Regions from separate parts of the Mus musculus genome. Here regions 1, 2, 3, 4, 5 and 6 are each linked to region 7. Evidence: chromatin loops called from intact Hi-C (ENCODE). Cell type or tissue: left cerebral cortex. All regions are shown on one strand. Each heading gives the region's core, and the rest is flanking DNA. Links, peaks and the distances in the headings are about the cores only. Region 1 overlaps Pbx1 (pre B cell leukemia homeobox 1). Region 2 holds the start of Pbx1 (pre B cell leukemia homeobox 1). Region 3 has its middle 3.4 kb from the start of Gm34535. Region 4 has its middle 250 kb from the start of Lmx1a. Region 5 has its middle 69 kb from the start of Gm39697. Region 6 has its middle 17 kb from the start of Gm34477. Region 7 overlaps Pbx1 (pre B cell leukemia homeobox 1).

The links. A loop is a pair of places that touch in the nucleus more often than their neighbours do. Peaks named below come from ENCODE experiments on the same cell type or tissue, not always from the same donor. Only the 100,000 strongest peaks of a DNase experiment are listed, where the experiment ranks them.
Region 1: it touches region 7 in a loop (4-fold over the local background); 12 of 42 quality-filtered maps call a loop at or near these places.
Region 2: it touches region 7 in a loop (5-fold over the local background); 13 of 42 quality-filtered maps call a loop at or near these places.
Region 3: a loop joins it to region 7, with 6 times the contacts of the local background. A loop is called at or near these places in 18 of 42 quality-filtered maps.
Region 4: a loop joins it to region 7, with 4 times the contacts of the local background. A loop is called at or near these places in 13 of 42 quality-filtered maps.
Region 5: it touches region 7 in a loop (2.9-fold over the local background); 2 of 42 quality-filtered maps call a loop at or near these places.
Region 6: it touches region 7 in a loop (6-fold over the local background); 15 of 42 quality-filtered maps call a loop at or near these places.

Annotation. Positions count from the first base shown.
Region 1 is chr1:168,316,736-168,321,262 of GRCm38, forward strand. All of the region lies in intron 2 of Pbx1 (pre B cell leukemia homeobox 1), which reads right to left. Among named protein-coding and RNA genes, the nearest start is that of Gm51671, 27 kb to the right of the region's middle. In left cerebral cortex, for the core only: no CTCF peak of the experiment used is centred there; a DNase peak (open chromatin) is centred at 2,525.
Region 2 is chr1:168,428,631-168,433,157 of GRCm38, forward strand. It overlaps Pbx1 (pre B cell leukemia homeobox 1), which reads right to left and starts at 3,539. Exons shown (of 9, transcript NM_183355.3): 1 at 2,684-3,539. The coding sequence starts at 2,874. In left cerebral cortex, for the core only: no CTCF peak of the experiment used is centred there; DNase peaks (open chromatin) are centred at 963, 1,761, 2,421, 2,899 and 2 more places; H3K4me3 peaks cover 3,736 bases; H3K27ac peaks cover 3,615 bases.
Region 3 is chr1:169,457,273-169,461,799 of GRCm38, forward strand. No RefSeq gene overlaps it. Among named protein-coding and RNA genes, the nearest start is that of Gm34535, 3.4 kb to the right of the region's middle. In left cerebral cortex, for the core only: a CTCF peak has its summit at 2,309 (motif pointing left); DNase peaks (open chromatin) are centred at 1,931 and 2,294.
Region 4 is chr1:167,941,714-167,946,240 of GRCm38, forward strand. No RefSeq gene overlaps it. Among named protein-coding and RNA genes, the nearest start is that of Lmx1a, 250 kb to the left of the region's middle. In left cerebral cortex, for the core only: CTCF peaks have their summits at 417 (motif pointing right) and 1,287 (motif pointing left); DNase peaks (open chromatin) are centred at 540, 1,642, 2,358, 2,737 and 1 more place; H3K4me3 peaks cover 386 bases.
Region 5 is chr1:169,101,146-169,105,672 of GRCm38, forward strand. No RefSeq gene overlaps it. Among named protein-coding and RNA genes, the nearest start is that of Gm39697, 69 kb to the right of the region's middle. In left cerebral cortex, for the core only: a CTCF peak has its summit at 2,162 (motif pointing left); a DNase peak (open chromatin) is centred at 2,116.
Region 6 is chr1:169,345,733-169,350,259 of GRCm38, forward strand. No RefSeq gene overlaps it. Among named protein-coding and RNA genes, the nearest start is that of Gm34477, 17 kb to the right of the region's middle. In left cerebral cortex, for the core only: a CTCF peak has its summit at 2,201 (motif pointing left); DNase peaks (open chromatin) are centred at 1,374 and 2,192; H3K27ac peaks cover 243 bases.
Region 7 is chr1:168,212,543-168,217,069 of GRCm38, forward strand. The region is part of intron 2 of Pbx1 (pre B cell leukemia homeobox 1); the gene reads right to left. Among named protein-coding and RNA genes, the nearest start is that of Gm51671, 130 kb to the right of the region's middle. In left cerebral cortex, for the core only: a CTCF peak has its summit at 1,782 (motif pointing right); DNase peaks (open chromatin) are centred at 1,221, 1,784, 3,552 and 3,802; H3K27ac peaks cover 596 bases.

The DNA of each region.
Region 1 (4,527 bases), core at 329-4,328, 100 kb after region 7:
CATGTTCTACTATGAGAACAGAAAGAAAACCAATGCTATCAACTAACCATTCCCTTCTCCTTGGGTTGTGATTCATCTTGCAAGAAAAAGGGCATAGATTTAAAATGCCAAGCTCACACACAGTAGGCACTCTATAAATGTCTGCAGAATTACAAATCGAGAATGAAGCATGAACAGCACAGAGAAACACGAGGAATATGGAGTGTTCAGCCTAAGGAAAAGAAGAAGAAATACTAAAAATAATGGTCTGCAAACTCTTGAGTGGCTTTTGCAGAGAAAAGCAATGGACCTGTTCTCTGCTAGGTCCAAAGGGAGACCTCAGACTGATGGGAAAACTTCCAGGCACAGACTCAGTTGATCATGACTAGAACAGCTTGTCTGGTGTATATAATAGCTTAATGGTTGTTTCTGTTAATTAATAATCTTGAAGACTTCTTTAAAGATAAAAAAGTATTATCTTTCTCTGTCTGTCTCTGTCTGTCTCTGTCTGTCTCTGTCTCTGTCTCTCTGTCTCTCTGTCTCTCTCTCTCTCTGTCTGTCTGTGTGTGTGTGTGTGTGTGTGTGTGTGTGTTTAAGGTGGTGCTAGACATCAAACCCAGGGCCTCAAATTCATTAGGTGGACACTCTGTTACTGAGCTACATCATCCATACACTTGGATGATCTATTGTTAGACACTATCCAAAGAGCATCAGCAAGTGTGCACAGACAGTGGTAGGACCACCAAGACTGGTTTAGTACCAGTACCAGTATCCCTTAAGAACCTATAATTTGCCAGGTAGCAGTGTCACATGCCTATAATACCAGCACTTGAGAGGCAGAGGCAGACAAATCTTTATAAGTTCAAGGCCAGCCTTGTTAAAAGAGCAAGTTCCAGGTGAGAAGACAGGGCTAAAAAGAAACCCTGTCTTGAGGAGGAGGAGGAGGAGGAGGAGGAGGAGGAGGAGGAGGAGGAGGAGGAGGAGGAGGAGGAGGAGGAGGAAGAGGCAGCAGCAACAGCACCAGCAGCAACAGCAGCAGCAGCAACAGCAGTAGCTATAAATTGGGGGCAAGAGAGATGGCTCGGTGGCTAACAGCACTTGCAGCTCTTCCGGAGGACTCAGGTTTAGTTCCTAACATCCAAAATGATGAGCTCCTAACCACTCAGCTCCAAGGGATCTGATACCCTCAGGCTCTGCATGCATGTGGTGCATATACAGACAAGCAAATGCACACACATACACCGAAATAAAAATAAATGTAAAGGGAATTTCAAAAACAGCAAATAGAACCTGTACTCCTAAATTTCAACCCTTTCAGATATCATCCAAATCCCTAGGTATGAATATGCCTTTAAGAAAAAAATGAATATGAGGAACCAGAGAAATAGGTCAGCAGATAAAATTCTTACGGAGTAAGTCTAAAGATCTGCATTTGATTTCTGAAGCCCATGTAAACATGAAAGGAAAGCCACAAAGTTTGTCGCTTTACTTCCACACAGGTACCATAGCACAAGTGTGTGTACCCACATACATTATACACATAAAATAAAAATAATTTTGTAAAAATATGAATACAAATGTTACAACTATTTGCCTTATGATCTTCAATTTCACATTTTAATTTTTTTTTAAAGTAAAGAAGTCCTAGATTCTTACAAAACAGTTTGATCTGTTTATCCTGCATCCAGGTCGACTCAACCAGCACCATCTGGCAGAGACCAGACTTACACTAGGGATTAATAAATCCTCCTTATACCATGTGGTCTCACATTCAGAAGGAAGAACCATTAATTGACATCACATGGCCATTGGTATTTCTAACATATCAGATCACAGATCAGAACAGTGGATTAAAAGCACCAGCACCCACAAGAGCAGGGAGTCAAAGACAAGAATTTCTGGAATCAGGTACCAACCACCTCTTCCAAGCCTCAACAGAGCCATCTTTAAAATGAGGGGTGATCAGCACTTCCCTAAGAGACTATTTCTGGGGTGAAGATCAATAAGAACATAAGAAGGCCTCCAGTGCTACTCAGACGAAGGAAGATCCATTTCAAGTAACCTTAGAAAATAACTGTAAAACAAGGCCATATCAAACTGTCTTAATACACACAAGACACAGTATGTGTCAGGTACAAGGGCTTTGCATTTTGGCCTTTTCTTGATAATCTGCTGGACTCTGGTTGGGACTTTATAAAGAAAAAGACCAAAGGGAGTTAGTTGTCCCCCTGCATTGAGTGTCCAGAGGACTGTACACACCGTGTCCCATGAGCAGTTTTGCAAGGAGCCTTTGCACCCTATCACCATCTCCCCAGTCTCCCGAGGTCCCCAACCCCTGCTCTAGACGTCTTCTTCCAGTGTCCAGAGCAGCAGACGGTCTCATTAATGGTCTCCTTAACTACCTTAGCCCTTCCAAAGTGCAAACAAACAGCAAGCACGGCGTTTGGCAAGGGCTTTGCAGCCCTCCGTCTCCTCACTGGAATCATCTCCTGCTGAATCATCGTTCGTCATTCATCACCCAAATAAAAAGACATCGCCCTGCTAGCCCTGCCTAGGAAACAAATTATTTGATGTGGTTAATTAAGAGTGTGAAAACCTGTGTAAACTTCAGGAGGAGGGTGAATGGTGGGAGGGAAATCTATGCGTGGTTTCTGCACTTATTGGCAAGCCATTTCTCAAAACATTGGCTTTGATATAAGAAGATAGACGCAGAATTTGAATTTAGTTTCTCCCTACACTGACTAGGTAAAGACGTTTTCCCCCCACACTGTCTTCTTTGTAGTTTCAGGAAGACTGGAAGGAAAATATACTTATAGCTCTTCTTCTGACACTTCCAGACAGGTTTCCTCTGAAATTTGCAATGCCTGTCATCCCCTCAGAAGAAAAAAAAAGAAGTCCTTAAAAATGACCCTTCAGACCTGGGTCAGAGCTTGTGTAGAGGGGATGTTTATTGTCCATCAACGCTGTGTTGGTATTAGCGGATTTCCAGACAGCATAATCTTACATAGAAAAAAAATCTGTCATACATACTTGGCTCAGATAATTATTAGTGTACAAATTGTCCAGTAAAAGCAAAAAAGTATAAACTATAGTTCAGAGTACCATGGGGATGGGGTTGGCTTCTCCCTAAAGGGCTCATGGCAATAGAATGAGCAGTTCCAAAGAGGCCCTGGCTACCAGCTCAAGCTCTCAAGTGGTCACATGAAGAAAGTCAACACTTTTGTTCGTCAGGAATGTAGTTCCTCTAAATGGAAACTACACAGAACTATTTTCTTTCTCTGGCAAATGAATTGTGCTTGGTAATCTGAAAACGTAATAAATTATAGAGACAAAGACAACGCCTCTGATGCTGGCCGCAGCAACAGAAAACCCAGTGTCGCTAGACCGAGGCTCCCACCACTGGGCCTCAATAGGGAGAATGCAGACCCCAGGAGATGACTAGAGCTAGGGCTGTCCCACCTTGCCTTGTCGGTTAATTCTACAAGCACCTCTATAAACAGATGATTTTGATGAGGTGAACAATTGTATTGGCTACTGCCTTTCACTTATATTTTGTCTTTCTCAAGTCTGAGAAGGTTCTCCATCCCCAACCTGAGAATCCCACGTGGCATTCGAGAAGTTCTGCTTTAGACAGACAGGGTGTGTTCGCCATCAGACATATTTTGTGAAACATGGGGCCAGCAATACTCAATGCATAGGGTTTTCTGAGAATGAATAAATTACCCACTTTATAGTCTCCTCTCCATAACATGAACCTAACTTACACTGTCCTACTCCATCACTATTCAAACCAACATAGTTGGCAGGTCTGTCTCCTTGTAGCCATTCCTTTCCCTTGCCCAGTAAGTTCTATGTCCCCATCTCCCGGGTACTGACTACCACCTCTTCTTTCTGTTCTCTTTGTTTACCTGACCCTGCTCATCCTTACCCTCCACCAGCCACCTCCCTATGAAACCAACCCTAGTTATCTATCCTGCTTTGTAAGCCACTGCTCCAGTTTCTGAAGCATCACTGCACCTTTTAAGGCATGCCATGCCATTAGCAACTTCATTGAATATTATCTATGGTTTATGGATTTTAGTATTTAAAAACTGGGAACTTGGGACTGGGGAGTAAGCTCTGTAGGTAAGAGTATTTGCTGTGCAAGTGTAGGGACCTGGGTTCCAACATCTTGCACCCACATAAAAGCCAGACATGGCCACAAGGGCCTATAACCCCAACATTAAAAGGTAGAGATATGTACCCCCTAGGAGCTCCTTGACCAGCCAATCTTGCCAAAACCACAAGCTTCTGGTTCAGTAGGAGACCCTCACTCAAGGTAACAAGGCAGAGAATGACAGAAGAAGACAATGGATGTCTTCCTTTAACCTCTTGTGTGCATCCCCCCCCACACACACACACAAATACACAAAAGAGGGTGGGGGGGGAGAGAACAAAATAAAAAATCAGAACCTTGCCGAAGGCAAAAATCAGTTCTTTTTTTTTTTTTTTTTTTTGAGTAGACAGCACCTTCAACACATCATCTGGTGGTATAGATAAAAGCGCTCT
Region 2 (4,527 bases), core at 356-4,355, 220 kb after region 7:
CTCTTGTGCGCACACGGCTTATTTGCAGGTGTTGAAATTCAATTATTTACAATTAGGACCTTGCACCCACTGGGGAAAAAATAAATACAATTTTGCCTTTTAGATTAGTGATTTACCTGTGGTTGTGCATGTTTGTACTGGGAATGCACTTGAGGGACAGAACAATGCCCTTCCTTCTAGTTTACTATAGACTCACTTAGCAGAATGATATTGTTTTGGAAACAAAATACTGATGTTATCAGCTACTAGCTAAGGGAATTCTGTTTACTAACTAAATGTATGTGTAAAGATAAGCAGAAACCCCCGGGCACTCAAAACACATTCAATTCTTTTTCAATCAGTTTTAAAGTTAAAAAACAAAACAAACCAAAAGAAAAAACAAAACAAAACAAAACAAAAAAAAACAAAAAAACAAAAAAAAACAAAAACAAAACCCCACATCCTCCAGAGAGGCAGGGATCGCATCACAAACATGCTCTGTACAATTGTAACAGGGGAATAGTAAACTCGAAATTCAAACCGTACATACACACAGCATCTAAAATAGTTATGGCTTACTTTCTGAATTAACAAATATGCACTTCAAATGTAGAACTAGTAAGAAAGAAAAAGAGCTTAATAGTCTAAGTAGTTACATTTTTTCAAGAAAAAAAAAAGGTGGGGGGTTAGCAACCTAGTTCTCAGAAGGGGTTAAAAAACAGAATGTTCAATGTATTTAAGATCTTTTCTGGGTCTTTAAAAATACTTCCCACTAGTCTTTTTTTTTTTTTTTTTTTTTCACACACAGGCCCAAATGCAAAGAATTGGCAGCTCATCTAGAAGCTTTGCCTCCCCACGCTACACAAATGGGGTTAGAGAGAGACAACTGGATTTTTCCCCATCCCCAAACTGCATCTGATCTTTCTCAGCATCTAGGCCATTAAAGGGGATACCCGCTGAGAAGAGTTTGTCGTCAGTTTCACAAAAAAGAGAGAGCAGAAAAGTAGTGAGGACCCACGTTCACTGGCCTCTTCCACTTCAAGAACTTGTGATCAAGCCAGTTGATCAGTGGTGTCTGAGTGTATTTTTCTGGAACAATGTTATGGAGGAATCTGTTCCAATTCAAGAGAGAGTTGCCAGTGGGGAGCCTCTCGTTTGTCATACCCATTAGCTTTTCTTCAGATAATAACATTGGAAAAGAGGACCAATTAATTTTTCAAAAAATCTCCCCCCCCCCATTAAAAGCATGAAAATAGTTGGGGGGGGGTCCTTAACAGTCTCGAGTTTTTCAGGCATCCTAAGCCTTAGCATTTCAGTTTACATGTTCCATGTGTTCGCAGCTAAAATGAATGTAATTCATAGCATGCGTGCTCTTAGCTGCTTCCTCTTACTTTCTCAAGGCTGTGTTTCTCTTACATAAAATCCACATTACTTGTTAACCATATAACTAAGTCACATAAGGTTTAGTCACTCTGTAATATGTTTAAAAGAATTCCAAAGCAAAATAAAAAAGTACTCAGAGATTTAACAGAGCTGAGCAATTGTGTGGACATATGTGGCCATTAGATTTTTTTTTTTTAAATCCTTCCTAACTGAGTTGGGCCTTGGGCAAGCTGTTAGTGGCTTTGCCACTTAACCTGTGTTTTCATTTTGAAAGAGGACTTGCTGTAAAAAATCCTAAAGTGGAGAACTATGTATACCTGGTGGTGGTTCAGTTAAGGAAGTCCCAGTTTCATAATTATGTTTCTTCATACCCTGCCCTACTGAAATACAAATGAAGCCACCAGTTTCCATTTCAATTTAGGAGTACTCTTAGTGATCCTGGAAGAGGCATGGGGTAGAAAATATGGTTGGTATTTGTTCCCACCCCTTTATAAAGGACCACACATAGGCGCCTCTGTCCTGTGAGAACAGCAAGTCAAATAAGAGACAATAAAGTTAAACTAAAAATCGGAGTCTCTTAAAACTAACAAACAGCCCTCAAAAGCAAAATTGTCTTTCCTTTCTTCCCATTTCCTTTTTCTAAAAACAGAATGGAGTGATGGCAAGGTATTTTCTTAGTATCTGACATCTACTAACACAGAGCTACCTTGCTTTTTGTGTTTGTTTGTTTGTTTATTTTGAGTGGGGAGTGAGGAAAAAAAGACCAAATAATTATTATTATTATTATTATTATTATTACGGAAGGGTAAGTGAAGAAGAAAAAAAAATCAAACTTGCTGAATTAGCTTAGGAGTCAGCGGGATCTGCAAATAAAGTGTTCTTGGGACATTTTTTTTTATTTTGTCATGTTCCGAAGTCCCTCAACTACCGAAGGCATGGAATGCGGCTCGGAACTTGACAATTCTGCCTCCTTCATACACTTTTTTAAAGCTGTAAAAAAGTGCCGAGGGCCGCTTTCGGATTAGTTGGCAGTATTTTCGGCGTGGCTGCGTGTTTTTGTGCATTCATACAAATACCTCTAACAGACACACTCGCACAACATCTATCTACACACAGCCATATCTCAGCACGGGCGATCACACTTTCGATAACAACGCTTCTTTAAATTTTACTCCTCCGCCATAGAGTTGTTTGTCAAAATGAGAAAAGAAACAACATTTTAGAAGAAAGCGCTGTGGTGATTCGGTTCCCATTGTTTCCCCCTGCGAGAGGGAGGGAAAAAAAAAAAAACAAGAAAGGCAAAGAAAAGCCTCCATCTCACCTGGCCTGCGCTTCATCCAAACTCTGGTCTGTGATGGTCATAATTTGCTGTAAAATGTCCCCGATGTCCTGCTTCCTCCCGCCCTCCCCCTCGGTCCCTCCGGCCCCATCCTGCAAGTGCTGGGACAGGCCGGGGTGTCCGGCCATCCCGACCCCAGCGTGGGAATGCATCAGCCTCGGCTGCTCGTCCATCTCTGAAGGCTCCGGCAGCCCCGGCTCTTCCTCTTCGGCTCCTCGGATCGGCGCCTGGGAAGCACCGAGGCTTTTTATCCTTCAAGCTGTCTTCAAATCCTTTTCAGGATAAACAGGGACCAGGGTTTTAAAAAAAGAAGAAGAAGACCAAAAGGGGAAAAAAAAAATCTCTTTGCCTCTTTAGAGGATGGTGGGAGGATGGGGAGGGGGAGGGGGGCGTGAAGGGGTTGCGGGGTGAGGGTGGGGATAAGGGCTGGTGGGGAAGGGTGTTGACTCCAAAAAAGCAAGAAAAATAAACCACCTTCCCACTTGGCGAAAAGAAATCAGAGCCGCCTTTGGGTTTTTCAGTCCGATCTCCTTTGCAAGGCAGAAATGGGCTCCCGGCGCTTAAATCTGTGGCTTAATCCTTTTGCAAATATGCATTGATCGGGAGAAAGGAGAGGAAGGCAGGGGGATTGCAATGCAAACTTTCCCCCCCACCCCCCGCTGCCCCCCACCCCCACTCCGGGCCAGAGTGATCTCAAAGGGGGTGGGCTGTAGCAGAAGCCAGATCACCCCCAGCCGTGGCGGCAGGCAAAGCCCAAGCTCTTTCCTCCTCCGTGTCTCTGCAAACTCCAGCAGCCCCGTCAGCCTCCTGCTTTTGTTTAGCCCAGGCTCAGGACTCCAGAAACATATACAGAAAAACCACAGCCTGAGAGGAGGAGGAGGAGGAGGAGGAGAAGGAGGAGGAGGAGGTGGAGGAGGAGAAGGAGGAGGAGGAGGAGAAGGAGGAGGAGGAGGAGAAGGAGGAGAGGGGAGGGGGCCGAGGGAAGGGGGGAGGGAGCGGAGAGGCCAGGAGGCGGGGGTCAGAGGAGGGAGGAGGGCTCTTGAGCCCCGCCCCCTTCTATGATTGGCTAGTCCTGAAAGTGGGCTCCTCCTCCCCCTACTTTCCACCCAGCGTCTCCTCCTCGGCCTCCTTCAGCTCCTCCTAGCCCGGGAGTCTTGTCAATCAGAGTTCAGAGGTGGGCCGGGAAGGAGGCGGAGCTATGACCCAGTCTCCAGTTCTTAAAGGCGCAGAGAGACCTTAGCTTCAGCTCTTGTCTGCTTCTCTTAGGCTCCGTCCTTGAGGGAAACGTGGCTCCACTTAAACGCAAGACTGTAAAATTAACACGAAAGCACACAGACGGTGTGGATCCCTCCGCCCCACCCCTCGTTCGTCTACGCGGTGACGCTGCGGTAGTAAACTTGATTCTCTGAAATCCTTAGACCTCAGGGAAACTGTTGAAAGCAAAACTTTGTTATATGACGTAGTTAGTAAATAAAATCGGGCTGCTAAGATAATGAATAATAGATCAAAGTCTAGGTAGTGGATAATTTGCAAATCCTCAACTCTATGCCAGCAAAGAGAATATAAATTGTCATTTTTGTGGCATAAACAGTAGCTGAAGTGTGGACTTTGAGGAATAAAACTCGAGAAAAATACTAATAAATAAGTTTACCAAAAAAACCGAATTCAACATTTCTCTTCCCCCTGAGGGAAGTTGGTTATTTGGCTTAAACACTTAATAAGGGATTGCATTATCACAGTCTGGTTCTAGTTTTTAATATAGTCTAATAAGCATTAATAACAGGGAGAAGAAGGAAACTGACATTTATTGAATGCCTACTATGCAC
Region 3 (4,527 bases), core at 169-4,168, 1.2 Mb after region 7:
AATCTTTTCTCAAAAAAAGAAGAAGAAGAAGAAGAAGAAGAAGAAGAAGAAGAAGAAGAAGAAGAAGAAGAAGAAGAAGAAGAAGAAGAAGAAGAAGAAAGAATCCTCCAGGTGTTAATTTCCTATAACTTCCCCCTTGTTATTTCTGCCAGTCTACTACTACAGAGTAATGCTTTTGGGTAAATGCAGCTTTCCCCCCAGGCATTCAGTTTAAGCTCTAAATATCCTAGGATATGGTTGGCACCTCTGAGGACCCCATAATAAATGTAACTAACTTAAACTCTGAAACCTAAAACACCTAGCTTATTCATATAAAGCCCTTTAATGTTGGTGTGAGTATGTACAGTTGCATTTAGTTGCATACACGTGTACATGTATGCATGCATGTACATTTGGAGGCCATAAGACAGACTCAGCTGTCCTTTCTCAAGTGCTATCTACTTCTATGTGTGTGGGGGGGTGGTGGCATAATCTCCCCCATAGGCATGGGAAATATCTGTCTTTCTCTCCCTGGCAATAGACTGTCACAACTAAGCAATTATGCCCAGGCCATTTCAACCTGTGTTCTGGTGGACCAAAGTTAGGACATTGTTCTTTCAAGTCAATCACTTTGCCAGCTTTAGATATTATACAGACTAGATCTTGGTCTATATAAATGGGAGTGTTAGATACATGGCAGAGTTACTGTAAAGAATTTTAAGAATATACATAAAATACTGGATACACACACACACACATATATATGTATATATATAATCAATAAGTCACACAAGTTTTAAAATATAAAGTTAAATGTGATATGGGAGGCTGAGAGTTCCTATTAAATTGTTCTGCCATTCAATAACTCTATAGGTAGAAGAATAGCTGCTCTGTTAATTAATTTTCATATTTATGAAACATTGTCATTATATTATCAACACTACCCTCACAAACAAACACAATAATGCACTATAAGTTGTTCCCAGAGCAAGTAATAATAATAAAAAAAAAAACCCAGCTAGATGATAGGTTCAGTTGTCACATCACTTCTGCCATAGGATGAGCCCCAGGCGTTCCCCTGTCCAGTATCTCTTGTTCCTTCTAAACAGCAGCATCATATGCTGATGGGATGTCTTCCCGATAAAATGGACCAAGATATCAGGAAAAGGAGAGCACTGAAGATGGAAAGAGAGGGGGTGGGGTAGCATTCAAGAGGTCACAGAAACCAAGTCTGTCGCTTCCACAATGAGGTACCCAGAGGATACCCTCCCAATTAGGAGGCCCACTCCTGGAAAGGTGGCCATTGCTCTCTGTCCTCCTTGAGACACTACACTAGCTCCCTTTGCCTCACCAAAAAGTACCCCTCCCTGCTCCTCAACACCCACATCCATCATGGACCAAGTCTCTTCCCACCATTTATTGACACTCATTTTCCCGTTCCCCATGTGTGCAAACGCAGTGTGGCCTTTCTGGCAAGTGGAAAGAGAAGAGGAATGTGCCGGGGCACCCTCATGCCAAGTGCTAGAATGCCCAGTACTGTGTATCACTGCACGTAATGACTTGAGAGAGAAAGAGACAGACAGACAGACAGACAGACAGACAGAAAGACAACAGATCATCTCAGGCAGAGGCAACAGAGAAGCAGCACCCATATACCACCCCCTCTCCCCGTTGCAACCTAAAAAAGGACAATCAGGTTGTCTTCATGTCCAGAGAGCAGAGGTCAGCTCCAGAACGAGGGAGGTCACTGTCGAAAATGGGCTTCAGGACCCAATTATGTCCCTCATGACATTGGTTTGCAGTGCAGAACCAATTTGAAAATGTGGCATGATCAGCAGTTTCGCCCCAGGAGAGTCCAGGACCAGAGGAAAGGGGTGTCATAAATCAAGCCTCAGTTGCCCTGAGTGGGAGCCCCGGGCTGGACTAGGCCAGGCGGCTGTGAGGCAGGATTGAGATGCATTGGCTGAGCTGTGACGGTGACCCCCAGACTGAAATAATTGGGGTTGGGGGAGGTGCATCATGGGTCAGACTAAAGGGTGGTGAGAGAATATAAGGGGTGGGGACTGGGAGGAAGAGCTTTCAAAAGGCCTGCCTAGACAATGACAGGCTCTGGTCAGAGTAATTATCTGCCATGTTCAGAAGTACTGCATTCACTTTTAAAGGACACACATACGCACAAGCCACACAAATACACAGGCACAAAAGGGAGAAAAACCCTCCTGAGAGAAAACAAAGTATGACTACTATACAGCAAAAACAGTAGATCCCAGAGGGAAAGGCGATTGAAACTTAGGAACTTCATTCCAAAGTAAACAGTGCCCTCTAGAGGCACGAGGCTCACATGCAGGTGAAGTCAAACAAAAGAAGTTTCGGCGGAAGTGACCCTCGAGCTTTAGATGGCCTGGAAGGAGGACGATCCCATGCATTTCCTCTTCAGACTGAGTATCCATCATCCTTTCCCCAAGGCAGGTTTACTCCAGTGACTGTGAGGATGCCTTTAGCTGAACACACTTGCCAATGGACTGCTGTGTCATGGGAAGTTTCATTTATAAAATTGAGTGTATGTGTGTGTCTGTGTGTGTGTATATATATATATATTTATATATGTATATATATATATGTATGTATGTATGTATGCAGAGAGAGAGAGACTTCAGGATACTTTGTAGCGTAAATATTTTTGAAGCCTATATTATGACATATTCTGTCAATTTCCTCAATAAATCTAAATTCAAAATTGATCTCACAAGTGCCAGGCCAAGTGATAAAAGGCTAATAGGAGACCATTAAAGGCAGAGTTCATTGAGTTCCCACCATGAATCTCTCCAGAAGCAGAGTCTACTCTGGTCTCCCTTTCCAGGCTTCTAGTTAGACGTTTACCACACATCTCAGCCACTTCCTTACCAATGCCTCCCTCTCTCCTCCCTTTTACACAGCTGTCCCTATTGGGGAAAAGAAATCCTAGCTTCAAATAACCAGATGCAACCTCAAATTGAAACCCACTGGCATCAGGCCACATGCACAGTGATCTGAGATTCCATTGTGTTGTCACATCATGGCTGACAGTGACCTTCTCATTTGGCTGGTGGAAGGAGCCATCAACGTAGTCATGGGAGATATCCAAGTTGGTGTCCAACAACAACAAAAAAAAAGTGTCTCTTCCTTCCCTTCTATAGAGAAATAGCAGAGACTCCAGCCACCAATCTCTTCCTCCTGGGTCCACACTGCATCCCAAATGCCACCAGACAGGTACCCAAGTCATTGTCACCCAGCCACCCATCCCTACTACCACCATCAGCATCTGGTGAAAACAAACTTCTCAGGCATTTAATGTCCCTTTCAGTCCTCGTTCTATTGCACCTTCTAGCTCACTGCCTTCTGGAACATTCTAAGACAGACCATCTGCCTTATGAAGGCTACCTCACCCATTTCTACTCCCCTCTGCAAAATTCAAAATGTCTACCATCTCTCTCTCTGCCAGACTCCAGACTCATCTTTGTTGAGGTCTCTCCAGCTATTCCCAACCTTTGATATCTTGACCAGTTTGGACTCTGGAGAATTGAATCAACTTATTCCTACAGTGTTGGGATTGAGCCCAGGGCACCCAGGAGCACACATGCTGAGAAAGTCCCTTCTACCGCTGCCCAGCCCCTTTTCATGCCTTATTAATTTAAAATTTAAAACTATATAAAGAATGATGCACATCTCTAAGTATGGACATGGAAAGATGACTGCTTCATTGGTGACTTGAGGGAATAAATATAATGTGTATTTTGAGCCACTTTTGTTTTAAAAAAATACACACACACACACATGTGTGTACACATCTATAAACACACAGTTACAATGGACAGGGATGGTCAGGAGTTTCTACTTTTTAAACATTCTATGATTTTGGGATTTTTTAAACATTTTTTCATTCTGTCTGTATATACTTTTTGATTTTAGAAAAACAACATTTTTCAAATAAATCAACAAACATTCACTTGCCAAGTGTTAATCTAATTGCTAGGGGGCCTCTAGGGTGGTCTTGGCTTTCTACAGAATTAATATCTGGGAGAAAAATTCAACAGAAGACTGAGACAGGAATATGCAAAGAGCTATGAACTTAGTCAAATCCAGGGGAACTCGTAGACATAGGATGTCAGCTTTGTTGGAGGCTAAGCAAAAGAAAAAAAAATTTTACTGGAGGACCAGGCAAATGAAAACCACACTAGTGTCTTACTGAGTGCATGCCCACTGAGTGGAAAAGAAAGCACTGGGCACTCTTGGTGGAGGGAAAAGACTCACGATAACAAAGGTGTTGGCCTATCTAGGGAGGAGCAAGCAATTCTGCATGTGTAAACAAGAACATGTAGGAAAAGGAGAGAAAGAAGATGTTAGAGCAGCGGTTCTCAACCTTCCCAATGCTGTGCCCCTTTAATACAATTTCATTGCTACTTCATAACTGTAATTTTGTTACCATTATGAATCCTAATGTAAATATCTGTTTTCCAATGGTCTTAGGTGACCCCCATGACCCTTCAAAGGGGTCATATCCCACAGGTT
Region 4 (4,527 bases), core at 401-4,400, 270 kb before region 7:
ATTAAATGCACTCTGACTTCTGGCATTCTCACTATGATGTATCTATCGGCTCGGCCAGCACCTCTGAATGGTACCATCCCAACTGGTGCATTAATGCCTGTCCTTTTTCTAGCTTATCTGTCATTAGAGTCAAGGAACTTTATGTTCTAGGATACTCAGATCTGGATATTCACATACTTAAATACAGATTGCCTTGCTTTATCTAATTGACTAATTTAAATTTTTATTTTGTTTTAAAAATCACTTCCTTTGTATTTTTTTTGTAATAAGTACTTTTGTTGACTATTTCAAAATTACACAAATAGATACAATATGTTGAATACAAATAGCAAAAAGGAGTAGAATGTGACTGACACAGGGTGGTTAAGAGACATTTAAGGCTCAAGCGATTGATGCAATTTCACAAGAAATCCACTGGATGGCGCAAGAATCTCATGCAAATACGTCAGGGGTGGCTACTAGAGAATTCCATTTCTCTCACATTAAATCAAAAGTGATACAAATTGTTGTAAAAGGTGTGCATCTCCCCCACATCCTCACAAGGGATTGTATTTTTCTCCTTTTTTTTTTTGGCCTGTGTGTTGGCAAGGCACTAGTCTCCTGTATTCACGGTCAGAGCCGGCCCCTGAGTCTGTTTTCCCTAAGGTTCAATGCCAAGCCTTCAGACGTGGCCAGTTGCGCGGGGAAAATGACTGCTTTAGCTTTGGTAAAAATCTGAGGAGCAGAATTTTGAAGAATGAGAATTAAAGCTGTACTCCACACTGTGTTGAAGTTTGCCATACCAGCGTTACCGGCTCTGGGACAAACAGCACTGTCTTCTCCCCAGCGTAAAACACAGCATTAATATTAACATGGAGAAAGGGCCAAGCAAGAGAAACTGCATTGATGCTTTTATTCATTTATTTATCAGAGCAAAACTATTTTGTGTATGTGTATATGTGTTTGGTCATGTATATATGTATTCCGTGTGTGTGTGTGTGTGTGTGTGTGTGTGTGTAGGTCAGAGGTTAATGTCCAGTAGCTTCCTCAGTTACTCCCTTTGATGTCTTGTTTTGTTTGTTTTCATGGTGAATAATGTGTAGTTAAGATCAATAGCTGTTTGGAGTGTAGCTCAGTGCATGGGGCCCTGGGTTCAATCCCTAGCACCTCTAACTACAAGTCTATCTTTGGGGCTGGAAAGAAACTTCAGTGGTTACTATTGCATCCTGCTCATACAGAGGACCCAAGTTCAATCCCCAGCTATCAACCACCTGTGACCCCAGCTCCAGGAATCTAGTGCCCTCTTCTGGCCTCTGTGAGTGCCTGTGATCAATTGTGTAAACAGGTGGACACCACATAATTAAAATAAACCTTTGTTTTTTTAAGTAAAGAATTATCCGCGGGATTTAACTGGATTTCAGTGGAGCTGGAACTCCATTTAAGTGCTCCCAGATTTGTTGGCAATAGCTAGAGGACCATAATCAGGAGTCAGACGGACTTGTGCCTTCTTCTCCCCGCCAGCCTGATTGATTCTGGTTATTCCAACATAGAATTTCTTCCCAGCCTGGGGCTTATTGGCCTTGGCACCTATGACGAACAAAGTGTGTCATTGTCTTTGTCTGACATGGCTGACTTGGCAGTCAGGGGAAACTGGATGACGACATAGTGGTCGAGTTTGTTTTTCCTGGACATACTCTTGCCAAGGGCATTTGGACCACATCCAGAGTGGCCCTGCCTTGGGCTGCCAGAAAGTGGGTGACATGTACCCCTTCTCTTTTTTGTGACTGTGGACGTCTTTCTGCACCACTTTCTCGATCACGAGAGACTTTGGCTCGGAAGCTTTTGGTCTTCACTTTCATGGTTGTATTGGTCTCCACCTTAGTTTTGAGGCAGGGTCTCCCACTAAGCTTGCCAATTCCCCAACACTGCTGAGCTCGCCAGCCCCAGGGACTCCTCATGTCTGATGCCTCTGCTCTGCCCAACTGTGTATGCTTCTGAGAATCGAACTCTGGTCCCTATGCCTTTAGGGCAAGCACTTTAGCAACTGGGTCGTCTCCCAGCCTGGAAAAGTTATTTTATTTTATTTTATTTTATTTTATTTTATTTTATTTCATTTTATTATTCAGAGCATCTTCCAGATCTTAACATACTGTAGAGGCCTCAGCTGCCCGAGGTCAGGCAAGGGAAGGAGCCCTCACAATTGAAATCTGTCTCTTTTGTGTCTCACACAGCTCCTCGCCTAGGTTTCTATCCACATTTATAAGTGTGAAATGAGTGCGCAGAGCAGTTTCTGAGGTTTATTGGAAGAAACGGAGGCTGTGTAAAAAGCACAGACTGGGAACATGATGCAAAGTGGGAAGAAGCAGCTACGGTTCAAGGTCCTGGGTTCCTCAGGCTGGGGAGGCAGAGAGGCCCAGGGCAGAGACAAAATACTTGGGAAGCTCGAGGCTCCGCTCACGACCAGGTGGACCGCTCATCGTGGTGGATGCTGAAATGTTTACTATACAAACAAACACCCAAATTTGCTTTTATTTTATTTTCTAATTTCATCTGTTGCGATGCTTCACACTGCACACTTTGCTTAGAGCAGGTTAATTGCAGGATTACAAGGATGTGCGGAGGCCAGGGATTGATTATGCATGGCTCAAGCCTCCTTTGCTAAAGGAAGGTCATTTCATAATCTAAAACCATCAGCCCCTGCTGTTCCCCAAGAACTGTACCAGTTCCATTCCAAAGGTTTGCCTGCTTTAGACATAGGAAGTAGCCAAAGAAGCCCCACCCACAGAAGCTAGAGACCAGAGGTAATCAGCAGCTTCCACAGACATAGAACACCACTAAGTGTCTCCCTCATTCTTTCTTTTCTCCCAGGCTAGGATCTACCCAGCTAGCTCATGGTTGAAACCAGCTTGAAATTGACTGGCTTTTGTAAGGTTTTTGCACTTTGTTGTAGCTTCCATGTCTTTATCTCCAAGGAGCTTTTGGCAATGTCTGGGGGCACTCTGACACACATTTGTCAATAATGAAATAGGTAGGACACTATTGGCATTGAGTGGGCCAAGTCCGCGGGTGCTGCTTCGGAAGCCATATGCAAAACAGCCCTGAAACAAGAAAATATGAAGAGGAGAAGAGGTTGGAATGCTCAGTGGTCAAGAGTACTGAGGCTCTTCCAGAGGTCCTGAGTTCAATTCTCAGCAAACACATGGTTGCTCACAACCATCTAAAATGTGATCTGATGCTCTCTTTTGGCATGTAGGTATACATGCAGATAGAGAACTTATACATAAAATGAATAAATAATAAATGAATAAATCTTTAAAAGGGGGTACCTGGAGAGGTGGCTCAGTGGTTAAAAGCATACTGTCTGCTCTTCCAGATGTCTTGAGTTGAATTCCCAGCAACCACATGGTAGCTCACAACCATGGGATCTGATGTCTTCTTCCAGTGTGTCTGAAGACAGAGACAGTATACTCATGTACATAAAATAAATAAATCCTTTGGAAAACAAAGAAAAGAAAATACTCGGCTCAGATATCAACAGTAAGGAACATTAGAAACCCTGGTTTGACTGGAACACGGTCAGGTTTATTTCTGTACTGTATCTAGCTTCTACAATATGCCATGACAATGATATTAAGCAGCTAAGACCAAAATACTCTGGTCTCCAAATCCTGTCATATTTTCTGCCTGCCCCTATCTGACAGAAGTGCTATGGTCCCCGAGACCTAAAACATTTCTGTCTGTCCCAGGAAAATGTTTCTGATTTGAATCGAGAGCATCCTTTAAGAACTTCACACAAACAAGAAAAAGAGTATTCTGAAAATGTGTCTCGCTATATCAAATATCCCTCAGCAATCCGTTGTTTCTACCACATCTGGTGTTGTATTTTAGTTCCATGGCTTTCCCATTACCCCTCTATCATATCTTTTTTATTCTAAAGCCTCTTCCAGGCACTGAGCTAAGCCTGCTGCCATTAGAAGGCTGTGTGTTTCCTACTCCTTGGGGGGCCTGTAGCCCAGAGGGGGAGGCGGATATTAATTAAACCATCACCCTAATGAATGTATGATGACAAACCATGATCAGAACTCAGAGGCGGGAGACAGCTCTGATGACAGTTGACTGGGGCTCCGGGCATATGGAAGTTAAGTAGACTAAGACTGTGTGAATGTGTTTGTGGTGTGTGTGTGTGTGTGTGTGTGTGTGTGTGTGTGTGTGTGTGTGAGCTGAATATGTGTATGGGGAGGAGTGGGGGGTTAGCTTGGGGAAGAGGTGGCTCTGTGAGTCCGGCAACCTGGAGGAGAGTGGAACACTGGCGGATGAAGGATCCAGCGATGTGCTAGTGGGAAGTTGGTGAGGACCCAAGAAAAACCACGCAAGCCAGATGGTGTGCTGAGTCTTATCCTAAGAACGTCAAAGCAGAGAGAAGCCACTGAAGGATCTGGGAGGAGACTTGATCAGATTTGCATATGAAGTTCCTAGATTGTCAGACAAGGGAGAAAAAGTTGAGCTCGTTAAAAACTGAGCTATTTTGAAAACAAGTTAGCTGATTGA
Region 5 (4,527 bases), core at 301-4,300, 890 kb after region 7:
ACAGAAATAGTTGCTATGCTATACTGTTTGAGAAATAATGACAATAGATTCAGATTGGAGCTGGGATACAGAACCCAACTGTGTTAGTCAGCTTCTCATTACAGTGATGAAATGCCTGGGGAAATCAAGTTAAAAGAAGAAAGATTTTTATTTTGGCTCATGGTATCAGAGGGTTAAGTTCAGAGTTGATTGGCTGTACATGTTTTGGGGCTATGGCAGAGCAGAAAACTATGGCACCAGGAACCTGTGGTGGAGGGGGTTGCTTACTTTATAGAAGCCAGGAAGCGAGAGAGGGAGAGAGAGAGAGAGAGAGAAGAGGAGAGGAGAGGAGAGGAGAGGAGAGGAGAGGAGAGGAGAGGAGAGGAGAGGAGAGGAGAGGAGAGGAGAGGAGAGGAGAGGAGAGGAGAGGAGAGGAGAGGAGACAGAGACAGGTAGGAACAAATATTCTCCTACCTCCTCCAACTAGCTCTCACCTTCTTCGGTTTCATTACCTCTCAGTAGTTCACTCATGTATAAATAATCAAAAAATTAATGCATAGGTAAGGTTGGGGTTTGTAGATTCCATTCATCTCTGAACACCATGGGACCAGGGTCTAAGATAGTCTATGCTTGAATTTTTGGAGGGCATTGTGAACCCAAACAATAGCATGATAAAGGCCCAAGGTACATAGATATACAAGACAGTATGGCTTCCCAGAATGACAGAAAATGTACAAATAGTATTGGGCCTCGCCAGGGAATAGACGAGCACATTCCCAGGACAAGAATTCACTTTTCTAAATGATGTTAAGTCATCTGTCTTTGCATGAAATGTTGGGAAGCTTCCATCGTCAGAAATCCAATATTCTCACTGTAATCTTTAATCAGTCACAAATGGAGACAGTAAGAGAGGGTAGGTTTTCCTATATATGTCAAAAGAAAAGGGAGATTGAAATAAAGAACAAGACCAGGGTTGGAGATGAGAATTCAAGCAAAGAGGCAAGGTGGTTAAAAACAAAGGACAACAACAACAACAAATCCATAAAGTTAGTCTGATGATTAGGAACCTGGAGAAAAACAGCTAGTGTTCTGCAGAGGGAAACACTCTGGGGAGGGAGTAGCAGGCCTCATGGTCTGGATAGGAACCACATTGGGAATACTAAGCTATCCTAAATAAAGGCGGTGCTTTTTTCCTCTCCTATGACTGATGGACACTTGTCTCCGTATCCATCAGCAGCTCTAGGGTGGATGTGCCTCTCAATCCAGAACCCTGCCATCATTCAGGATGTAATCTTTGACCCTAGATTACAGTGAGTCATATTAGGTAATATGGGTTTTTTTTGTATAATTCATATAGGTATCCAGAACAACTGAAATCAGAGATAGAGTCACTGTCCATGACTGTACTTTTGTCTATAAATCTGATTATTATAAAGACATGTGAAATCTCAATGCAAGTGCCCAACACTTCATGGTTTCCCTGAGTTCTTACAGAAACACTAATTCCAGCACATCTCTCTCTCTCTCTCTCTCTCTCTCTCTCTCTCTCTCTCTCTCTCTCTCTCTCTCTCTCTCTCTCCCTCTCTCTCTCTCTCTCTCTCTCTCTCTCTCTCTCTCTCTCTCTCTCTCTGTGTGTGTGTGTGTGTGTGTTTCTGTGTATGAGTGTATATGTCCATGCCTGAGAGTATGACTGTGTCTCTGTTGCAGTTAATGGAGTAAAAGGATTTATGGGACACAGAATAGCCACAGTATAGTGATCAGGAAAATCATCATAGGGGGAGACTCTGGAGTGAAGGCAGAAAGGGCATTGATAAGTGAAAAGAAATGTTTCCAAAAATATTGGGAGCCAAGCATTTTGTTGTAGGAACACCATTTCAAGGACATAAAGCTGGGAGATGAGCAACTGAGAACAGTAAAGGTAACAGAAAATTGATAGCATAAAAGAAGTGGGTGCAGTCATCCTCTCTCTGAATGAGTCCTCTCCAGTGACTTAGCATCTGTCTCAAAAGGCAACATTTCTACTCTGAAGCCTTAAACTCACCTGCTCCCAAATTTCTATCTCACGTACTTTGGGGGGCACAGACTAGAAGATCCTTCTTTTTAAACTTTAATCTTTGATTTCTAGTGTTTTAGCCATGTTCAAGGTTTCCATTTCATTAGTGGAAAAATATGAGAGCCCTCCAGTGGCCAAAAAGAAAACCAATAAATTTATCCCACTTCTAATTTATAACACTTCTAAGGGAAATCTCTACAGTCTTGTTAAATAAATAAATAAATGAGATACAATAAAAGCTGCCTCTGTATTTCACAATAAGACTTCAGTGTCAAATAAGGTGTGACTTTTATTATCATTCCAACGATTCTCAAATAACCTAAATAATTCTTAACCTTGCTAGCCAGAGAAACAGCATCGAAAATAAAGCCAGAGCGAAAATACTGCAGCCTACAGAAGAAAAAGCCCTTGGGTATATCTTCTTAAGCAGAAATGTGTTATGTAACAGGACAGAAACAACCGGGAAGAGTTAATATCCACTGTAGTCAAGTAGACGAGGTATGGAACTCATGTAAAGAATGTGAGCCCCTCTCTTTGAAGATGTAAATCTGAAGCCATGAGAATGGCTCCTAAATCCTAATAGGGAATTATATAGATCTATGGCTAGACTGGTTCTTTTTCCCTCCCCCTGGCTTATCTTTGCTGCACACTTTCTCTTATCCATGCTAATGGAGGGGATCAGTAGTGCAGATAATTGAAAGGTTGTGTGCCAACAAACTGCTTTGTGGTTGCTGCCAAAAACTCCCCAGTGTTGCGTGGTTAATGAAAAGTCAGGCAGTGGCGGCTCTCTTTGCATATCGCCCCAGCATAATCATAATAGCTATTATTTATTGAGCCTACACTATGTACCAGATTAAGTGTTTTAAATGCAATTATCTCATCACATCCTCACCTATGGCCTGATGAAATTGGTATAATTTTCTCTCACTTATCGATGAGAAAACGGAGGCGCAGAAGATCAGGTACCTTCTAATAGGCAATCTATCCATTTAGGTGGGAAACTGTGTTTGTTCAGGTAGAGTCAGTTTACACATGCAGTCGTTTTGGCTATGCCACCTTCACACACCACCACATATCCACTCGTGGGTGAGGAATATTTTCTTCAAATGTGGGATTTAGGAGTATTTTTTAGAGCACCAGTCTTGCTTTCCAGAAAGGACATTGTCAGGCTAGGCATCTGTAAGCTTGCTGGACTTACATTTGTTCTAAAATTTTTCAGTTCATCATCAAGTAAGGATGTGTGTGTGTGTGTGTGTGTGTGTGTGTGTGTGTGTGTGTTATGTACATGTGTATACTTAATGAGTTTCTCTGCAAACTTTGCACTTAAAACAGCTAGATTTTGGAGTTATTTTCTCACCTTGGTTTGGGTGCTTCATTCAAGTTTGAGTCTTTCTTACAGGCAACTACAAGGAACCCCCAGTTTCTTCCTTTGCAGTCTCCCCTCTAATATCCTTCAATAGTGTCACACTCTGTTTGACTTAAGAGCCCACGTTATAGTTTTAATGATGACCCAGCTACCAACAGCTTTTGGCTTTTGCCTCACACCATTTCCTTCTTCCAGATTTCCAACAACTAGCTGGTTTGTTTTATTTTTATTTCAATTTCACTTGGAACACCTACTGGCCAGTTTTCAGTGACCTGCATAGATTGTTAAGAAAATTATATTACTTCACAAAGTATGTGGTATTTAATAACCTTTCTGAACATTATACTTACCACCATTATAATCATTATTGGGCAAAGAATGAGTAAATGTTTAAACTTCAAGCTTCCCAGCCAAGAAAATAGTGACTATCTTAGCCCATCTTCACATTAATCTTCATTTTTATACCATCTCTTCTCTCTTCTGACCTCCTCTCTCTATCTGCTCTCAAATAATCTACATTTGTTAATTTTCTATACCTATGGATAAAAAAAATTGATTCTATACTGTCAGTTCTTTCTAGCTTGTTCTTTATTTGTCTCCTTATATACTCATCTTGTAAGATTTATCCCAAATGCTTTGATATTCAACCCAAGGTCCCTAGTCAAAGCCAACACCATCTTTGTCTATGATTTTATAGCATGTCACAATGTATAGGCTGTTTTTTTTCAGTGACAGTTGATATGAATGCCTTTCTCCTCCTCTTTGAGCCACCTGGGTGAAGGAAGAGTTTCTATGCTTATTGTCAAACATGTTCTCTTACCATACTGGGGAGGAGAGATGAAAGAGAAAATCGTCTAGAACTTGTATCCCTGGGATAGCTTGTCACAGATCATATCCTCTGCAGTCGGGAATAACTTACTTGATCCCATCCAGATGCCCACTGAGGAGGAGGTGAAGTAGCACTCCTGAAATCATGGAGCACTTAGAATAAAATATAAAAAGGAATTTCTCCCTCTCCCTAGAAGAAAGGAAAAGAAAACCAGGGGAAGGTCAAGGGATTAAGAAATCAACCAGGACAAATAATTAAAATATGAGTGTGACATAGGGAACAAGAAAGACTAGCATCTAC
Region 6 (4,527 bases), core at 201-4,200, 1.1 Mb after region 7:
GCCCAGTGGCTGGAAAAGAAAAAGAAAGAAAGAAAGAAAGAAAGAAAGAAAGAAAGAAAGAAAGAAAGAAAGAAAGAAAGAAAGAAAGAAAGAAAGAAAGAAAGAAAAAGAAAGAGAGAGAGAGAGGGAGGGAGGGAGGGAGGGAGAGAGAGAGAAGGAAGGAAGGAAGGAAGGAAGGAAGGAAGGAAGGAAGGAAGGAAGGAAGGAAGGAAAAGAGAGAGAAGGAAGGAAGGAAGTAAAGAAAGAAGGAAAGAGAGAAAGAAAGAAAGAAAGAAAGAAAGAAAGAAAGAAAGAAAGAAAGAAAGAAAGAAAGAAAGAAAGAAAGAAAGAAAGAAAGAAAGAAAGAAAGAAAGAAAGAAAGAAGGAAGGAAGGAAGGAAGGAAAGAGAGAGAGAAAGAAAGAAAGAAAAGAAGCCCCACATTGCAGGAAAGAGCCTGGTCACCAAAGGAATCAACTACACACTATAGTCATAGGAACTTTGAGCCCCTCAGAGGAAAATCATTGGGCTAATCACCAACACACATTGATAACTATGCAATAGAGATTCCTGAAAGCCCTAGCAAGACATCTGAGGTTCTGGGTTAATGAAATCTTCCAATAGAGTAGCACACCCCAAGCAAAGACAGGACAGCTACCCTACCCCAGGCCCTTTCTAACCTTGCTTTATGCTCCTATTCATTTGTAGTTTTGATGACATCACTCATAAGGAACTGGTAGACATAAAGATACTGTTCCCCAGAGTTCTGTGTCCCATTACTGCAATTCACTGGAACAGGGAGGGCAGTGTCCCAATCAGTAGAAAAGGCAACAAAAACATGGGACCTTGGAAATGCAAACTGAGCCCTCTACAAGTTGGTTCTATGCTAACTTCAGGTATTAAGTGTCAGAACTGAGTTGAGCCCTAGGACATCCTGTTGGTCTTGTGGTATCAGCAGAGAACTAATAGGGGAGACCACCACACATTTATTTTAAGTATTATAAGAAAAAGAACAGGACTTTCCTCTACCCTCTCAGACCAAGCTTGTGCAGAGCAAACTTAGCATTAAATACCAATCTAGGAAGTAGAAGTTATAGAACGAATTGATTCCACAATGTGGAAAGGTAATTGCAAGACTGAAACACTTTCTGATTCTGTGGATAAGAGCGCCAGTCTTTCTCAGTGCCACTGTATACCTTGTTGAAGCTCAAGGCAGATCTCATCTCTTAGCCAAGCATCCAGACCTTCAGCTCAGAGCAACCACTCCTTGTTCTTCCATTAAGATGCATATGTGATGATATTTCTACCCAGAGTGTTTCCCTTTTCTAAAAAGTACAGACTCCTACTCATCCTGCAAAACAAAGACCATATGTTATCTCAACTTCTTCTTCAAAACTCTGTTAGCATTTTTAAAATACTGTGTAAAATGTTCCATTGCCTCCACAGTAGGACATGCCTGTCTCTCCCACTAAAGCCTGGACTGTAAACAGCTGGAAGAAACTAGGCATGAATTATTCAGCTCTGTATCCTTTCATGCAACACAAAAACCAAGCCCACAGGAAATGTTCTATGCAAGTCTAAGGAAAGGAGTGTGTGGTGACCTCTCTGCTTTTAGCCCATCAACTTTACCTTGAAGTCTGGCCATGTCAGAATAGAGAACAAGAAAGAAATCTCATCCCCAGCTGTGCTGAGTTCTACAGGACATGAGGAAACTCTGAACAAATTCATTTTGACCTTTCCTGGCTCATAGAACAGAAAGCAATAACGTCAACCTTAGCTGTCACAAAGTCGCCCCTCTCCAAAGTCACCTGCTGCTACCTCTCAAGGTTCTGTGCCTGCTACCTTCTCCTACCTCTCCATGTTAGCACCTTTGGAAGCTCAACCAGTCATTATCCACAGACCTCCTCATGAAAGATTTGTGCTCTCTGGCATGGCTGATGGAATTCAATCCATGCTTTCTTAGAATCCTAGAGAAAAATGTGTTCTACAAGAGAACCAATATAGAGAAAGCTTGGAACATTCATGAAAATCTGATGAAGTGATGGGTCTCTGCCCTACATTTGGGTCTGTCCTCACTGTTGCACAGCTCCCAGCCTGCAAACCCTCTTTTGGGTTTTGTATTTTGAGAGTAAAGCCATTTATGCACCAATTTTCAGAAGGGGTGGTTAAGTGGTCGCCCTGAACACAGATATTATCTCACCTAACTTGCTATGTAGCAGTGACATCTACTGGGGAACATTGTCACTTCAGGGCTCCTGTTTTTATATTGGACTTAGTAACTTCAAAATGTTCACTCAATTTATCTTCGTAGCAACCTTATGAGGTGGTTAATGTTATGATGTGCAGTTATTACATGATGATGCTGAGACTCAGAGCAACTCAGTAACTGGCCTGGTGTCACATAGCAAATGTAGGGCAAAGCTGGGATTTGAACCCAGAGGAGGGTGACTTTAGCGCCTGTTCTTAGCTATCAGCACTTGTTACCTCTTGGACCATACATCCTCTTCCCGTCAAATACACCCATTACACAGCATCTTCCCTGCTGCTTTTAACTCGGATTAGATATGTACTGTTTCTACCAATAAATCCTGCTCTGGTGATCACACCCATGTACGTCACTTCCTCTTTGTCATCCTAGTACCTAGCTCACTTATGAAAGACAATAGGTGTGCCAGAGATAGTATGGAATACATTGTGCATGAGTGAATGTCATTAATAACCAAAACCCAGTGTGTGCAGGTTTCAGACACGATATGTGGAGGCAGAACCATGGGAAAGAAGCAGCTGCTTCCTTGGAATGGTCACCTTTCACACAGAGTCATCAGAAAGTATATACACAAGACTGTAGTAAACTACATGTCAATCAAGGAAGCCATTAGAAGATCCTCACAGGTCTTAGGGTAGAGTCCACATTCTCTAACTTGGAACAAAAGATTCTATAGCAGTTGGGCTCCTACTGACCTCACTTTCCTCCTCAGCACCATAGCATTTTGTACCTCTGGCTCCAGAGTTGCTGTGGTTTTCCCAAGAAATCCTCTTCACACACCTGCTGACTCTGGCATGTCCTCTCATGGGAAACTCTTATTTGGCAGAATATAGCCCTTTCTACTTTGCCTGAGAGATCTCCACTTCTCAAGAATTGGATATCAGCTCCCCTGGAACCTTCCAGAGGAACCTTCCAGAACCTTCCAGAGGAAGGTTCCATCAATACTGAGAGTCTCAGCCTTTACCCAGCAGTACGGAGGATAGAAGACATGCTACAAGTTTCAGTTAGCCTATAGCCAAGGCTGAAGCCCAGGTTGGCGATTTAGTAGATAGGTGAGCCATGAAGTTTAATTATCATTCTGAATTTCAGAATTCCTCACTCATTTTCAAACTTTGGAAAATTAGAGGTGGTGCCTACTGCATGCTGAGGTAAACACTAATTGAACAGCTAAGGTAATGTGTTTGAAACAGTTCACAGTAAAAGGTGGAAAGTGTTGGCTGCTGTTTTGTTGTTCTAACTATTTAGTCGTCTCTCTTCCCACAGTCAGTAAGTTGCTCAGCCAAAGACTGTTTTAAGAGCTGGAGAGATGGAAGAGCAATCAAGGGTATGGTACATATTACTCTTCCAGAAGTTCCCAGTGTGGTTCACAGAGTAAAGTTATATATATATATATATATATATATATATATATAAAGTATAGTGGACATCCTGAGAACCTAGCTATGTACCTGTTAAAAAATGATAAATGTTTAGGGAAAAGAGGTTGCAACTTTAAAAAGAAACAAACAGGCTAGGGATATAGCTGAGCAGGTAAAAGCCAGAAGACATGAATCTGATATCAGGAACCACAAACAGTAGAAGGAAAGAACCAACTCCAGCAAGTTGTCTGGACTTCTGTCATGTCATGCCCCATGCTCCTTCCCCCAATCAGTAAATAAATAAAAAACACACATAAATGTAACTTTGAAACCCACTGCTTTTGTACCGTAAGATCCACCAATAAAAATATATTAAAAGAAAGATGCAGGCTCACCTTTCAAACATAGCCAGTTAGGGAGTCTAAAACTGTTTAGAGAGAGGGCAGATCAAAGAACCAGGTAGGACACCAATGGAGCACAGGAAGTGCATTTCACAGTGGCTCAACTCTGCTCTTCTCTGCACAAATGGCATTGGTGGTTCCATCCTCTCAGCCCCTCTGGCTTTCCAAATCCACCCTGTACTAGGACATCTTTTGAACATAATTGCTTCCACACATGGAGAGCACATTGAAGCCATTCCGGAGGGTCATTACAGAGGCAGGAAAACTGCTGTGATATGATCTTCGGTGGGTCAGGACTCGAAAGCTGGGATGGAAGCCATCTCTGAGGGTACCATGTGGACAGCTTCAAAAGGCAACCCACTCGCAAGCATCTCCCTGCCCTTCCTCCTAGGTGGATGGACATTCCATCAGAGACCTTCTTTTTTGAAGACTTCCTATTTCTGGGGAAGATCTCATTGAAATGCCAGAGGCACTGCTGCAGAAGACTAGCCGTGTGTGTGCATTTCAAAGAATCTGTTTCCCATG
Region 7 (4,527 bases), core at 214-4,213:
CTCCCAGATGCAGCAAAAGCAATTGTGAGGAAGAAGAAAGATAGACTGACTGGTACTCAGGCAAGTGACCATGAACAGGTTCATACTGCTGGTTCCCATATGGCTGATATTTCTTTCTTTCTACCTCTCTGGGTTTCAGTCAGGCCTGTGCCTCGGTGCTTTTAAACAACCAAGTTCCTCTTTATCAACTCTCCTCAACCTAATGAAGAGTGTGCTTATCCTTGATTTTTTTTTTTTTGATATTTTCAATAAGGCAGGGAACTCCCTCAGGGTGCTGCAGGAGCAATGCAGAGGACAGTAGTGGCCTATTGTATAACAGTCCTTGCCTACCCAGACTGCAAGTTTCCACGGACAGTGCATTGGGATGCACTGATTCCTGGGTGGGTAAAGATTTACCCAGGTAGAAGTGGGGTGGGCAACAATAAAGGAGCTTAATTTTTACATGGTAAATGCTCTAATTGAATACTCATTCAGAGGAGATTGGGTTTGCCAAGACTCATCACAATTGCTTTACAGACATGTAAAGAAAGGTTCTACCAGAGATTTGAAAATAAGAGAATGAAAAGAAGAAGAAGAAGAAGAAGAAGAAGAAGAAGAAGAAGAAGAAGAAGAAGAAGAAGAAGAAGAAGAAGAAGAAGAAGAAACCCAGAAGAACCGTCCTCCGTCCACACACACATTGCACCATTTCAATTATACTCTACTCATGAAAGTAAACTACACTGGACAATGTGCAAGAAGTAGGCACAAATAGGGGAGCACTTTGTTGTGCTATAGTACATAGGAGGTGATTGCTCTGATGGTCTTGGGGTGCACGTGTGTGTTTGAAAAAGGCAGAGAATCTTGCAGGTCTGTATTTCTTCCCAGGACAAGATTTCAAGATACTAGTACAACAACAACAACAACAAAACAAACAAACTGAGGTATTTGGATTCACTGACCCGGAAATTGTTCAGCTAGTCAGTTAAAAAAAAAATGCCGCCAGCTTTAAAGAAATAAGCGATACGGCTAACAGAAGTGACACTTCCTATTTATGGCTTGAAGTCAGTACTCTGGTGAGCTGGATACAAAATGCTTATTTAAAAGCTCCTTTTTATCTCTCTAGCACCATGCAAGACTCAAATGAACCTTTCACTGGGACACCAGAGATGTTAACACTCGTCCTCCAAGATCCAATTTCAACCAGCCGAGCTGTTACCTAATCCTGCAGCCATCACATATGATCAGGTTCCCGCCTCCCTGATGGGTGCCCAGCACCCCCTCCCTCCTTCCTTTCCCTCTCCTGCCCAACAGCTTTCCCTGAAACTGAGCTTTAAGAGTCCCCTTGCCTGTGCATGCTGGTCATACAGGGTCCCAACAGCCCCACTGGCTGTACATAACACCAAGATATTTATCCTTGTTAGCTAATAATTCTTAAAGGGGTTTCCTACTCACAAATCACTGCCTCCCATTCCAATCACGACAGAGACCAGTCACGACAGGTAAGTGATTTATACAGAGGTTGTCACAGCCTTCAGAAAACACCTGAAGTCACATCAGCTGCTATCACTTGCCCTAGGGTTAATCCGGTGCTAAAACTCCAGCGATAAGGAGACTGTCACAGCCTGATTGGAGCAGCCCTCACAACTGGCCTCCTGCTGTTCATTCTTTATTTATTTTCTTCACACAAGGAGAAAAACAAACCAAACCCAAAGGCACATTCAAGAGAGCCAGTGGGAGGTCTGTGCAAAGGATTGTTTTGTCCTTGGCTGAGCAACACAGCTCCAGAGTCGCTCCTGGCTGATGCCCACTAGAGGGCACTCTCTCCCCACCGAGGACTTGTTTAAAGAAGGGTCCCATAGCTACCAACATCTCCATGGAGCTGGGGAATTGGGATCTACTCCGATTTGAGATTCCCAAATGTGGGCAGACAGGGAGGAGGGCATATTAGCAGAAGGCATTGTTTCAGGCTATGGAGTGAAGCTTGAGACTCGCTCAGCTGAGCAAGATAAAGAGATGGTTGGAGAAGGGACATAAGACTTAGGGAAGGCTTGAGGAAGTCTCTTCATGGTTTCAAGGTACCAAGGCAGAAGAAGGTGCCAAGCCCAAGCCAGGCAGAGCTCTGAAGCCAGTGGAGAAAGAAGTAACCTGCCCTTGTACTTCTAGAAAGTGAAACCATTCATCCGCTGGGACCCTTTGTGCACATTGAATTGTGTCACCTGATGACAGAAAGCACACGCTCTGCTAGCACACTTACAGATTATAAAGGTACAGAAACTTGGCTAAAACAAGGCAGGCTCCTGCCACCAAGATCGAGAGCTCCTGGAAGCCAGTGGTGACATGGTGATCTCCCATGATCTCCCGGATCATGTATTATGCACCTCTTCGGGTCTTTTCAGCGCTCTTGTGCACAGCAGCCAAGTAGGATGTAGAACTATGGCGTCTTAGGCATCTGTGTCCTGCCACAGCTGGTTCCTGACACGTGCCCCACCCTCCGGTTGTAAGTTGTACAGAGAGAACACGTTTGCTCTCCCGTCTCTTCCAGTGCCCATTTCCCAAAACTCAGATCTGCCTTTCATATGTGGCCATTCTAAACAAGCAATGCTATGCTGACATTAAGGCAATGGCTCTCTGTGTGAGGGAGAGTCACCCAAGCACAGGACTGGTATCTGTGAAGGGTTCCCCCGAGGCCTAAGAGTACACCAAACTGCTTTAAGCTTTGTAGAACACCTCCCCCCTTCCCAACCCCTTACTCCTCCACCCCGACCTTTCAGGTTCTGTCATTTCCTTACAGGCATAACCATCCACAAACCGGTGGACACTTCTCCAGCTGGAAAATGACTGTGCTATGAACTGATTCTTCTAAACAGTGTCGGGACCCACATCTTCCATTCCTTAGTAGCCTGAAGCTTGGGGTTGTACTTATAGGCGCTCTTCCCCCGAAGTGCTCAAGCCTCTTCCGTCTTTGATGGAAAAGCTGTCTGGGTGAGTTATTTTAAAGAGTCGTCTATCAAGTAAATGGAAATGATTAACCATTTGATTCCCCCAGTTTCACAATCCAGCATTACAGGCAGCTGCCAGACAACGGTTGATGGATAGGCTCCAGAGAGCCCAGTACTGACGGAACTCAGACCTTAGAGGACCAAGCGGGAATCTTCCTGGCTGCTGGCCTAGAATGGCCTCTTCAGAGGGTTCCAGTGCACAGAATCTATAAATCTGGGACTCACTCTGATACTCAGTATTGTCCCCTTAGAATCACACAGGGCTTCGTTCAGGGTCAAAAGCCTCCTAAAGTGATACCACTTGGTGTGAAGACAAGATATCTTTCAATCCTTCCAATATTTTTCTTGGCTTATTAGCAATCAGGTATGCATAAACAGCATATGATATCAGAAAGGGACTTGTAAACTTCCTTCCAGCAACGAGACAGTAAGATCTTTAAGGATTTCAGTGCAAGCATCTTTATGGAGTGTTTCTTAAGGTATCAAGGCCGCACTGATTTTTCAAAGGGCGCTCTAGCCAGGACCTGGAAAGTGCAGTCATTTCTTCCCACTTGGCTCAGAGCCACAGCACGTGGAGCTGTGGGTGAAGTTTCTAAGGCAGGGGATGACAACAAAAACACAGGACACTCTTGGGATGGTTTTACTATTTTGAGCATTTCTGTTTAGGGATTTTTCTTTAGAGACACAGCAAGTTCTTCTTTTCTCTGGGCTAGCTTTCGGCCCTTCTGGTCACAGGGCTTGTACTTCTCAGGGGATGTGCGGGCATGGATGGATCCTATTCACACGTTCCCTGCTTGGCACACCGAGTCTCCCCGGGCCAGCTGGCAGAGAGAAAGTGAATGCACTGGGCAACAGGCGCCTGCATTTCTGGATGGGTGCCGGCTGTCTGAGTGACGGACTTATAGATCTTAATAGCTAAAGCTTGTATGGCGGCTCGGGAAACCCCCTTTGTCCCAAGAAAAGCTGCAGAAGTCGGGGGGTTGGGGCATGACTTCATACTGCCTCTGCCTTCAGATCCATGTATTTAAGACATCTGAGGAAAGGGAATGAGGCCCGGGAGAGGGCCAGGGTAGGGTGTGTAAGGCCTGGACTGCACATGGGAACTCATGACGTGGGAAAGCATCCCTACTTAGTTATACATAAGAAGCATGGGAAGTGTGGAGCCAGTGGCTGGAGGATACTGCACACCCCATGGAGAGGAAGGCTTCTTTCTACAACAGCACCTTCTACACCAGCTCACTACTGAAAGCAGGAGGGGTTTCTTGATGGTCTCTTGCCTTAAACTGAAAAGGTTTTGTGGATTAAAGTCTCCATAAGATGCCCAGAGCATTGCCTGGTTCTTGCTAGGGCATGATACGTTTCTCAACCCCACCACCAAGTTCTAACAGCCAAGAGAACAGACGTGTACATTCGGGCTTCTCTTCCCTCAGGTCTATAACACGGCATGAGGAACCATGAGAAAGTACACTGAGATAGAAGGGGGATATCTCCATGCTAACCCACATTATAGACTCTCACTGTGTGACTTTGCCTCTTAGTTTCATTTTCC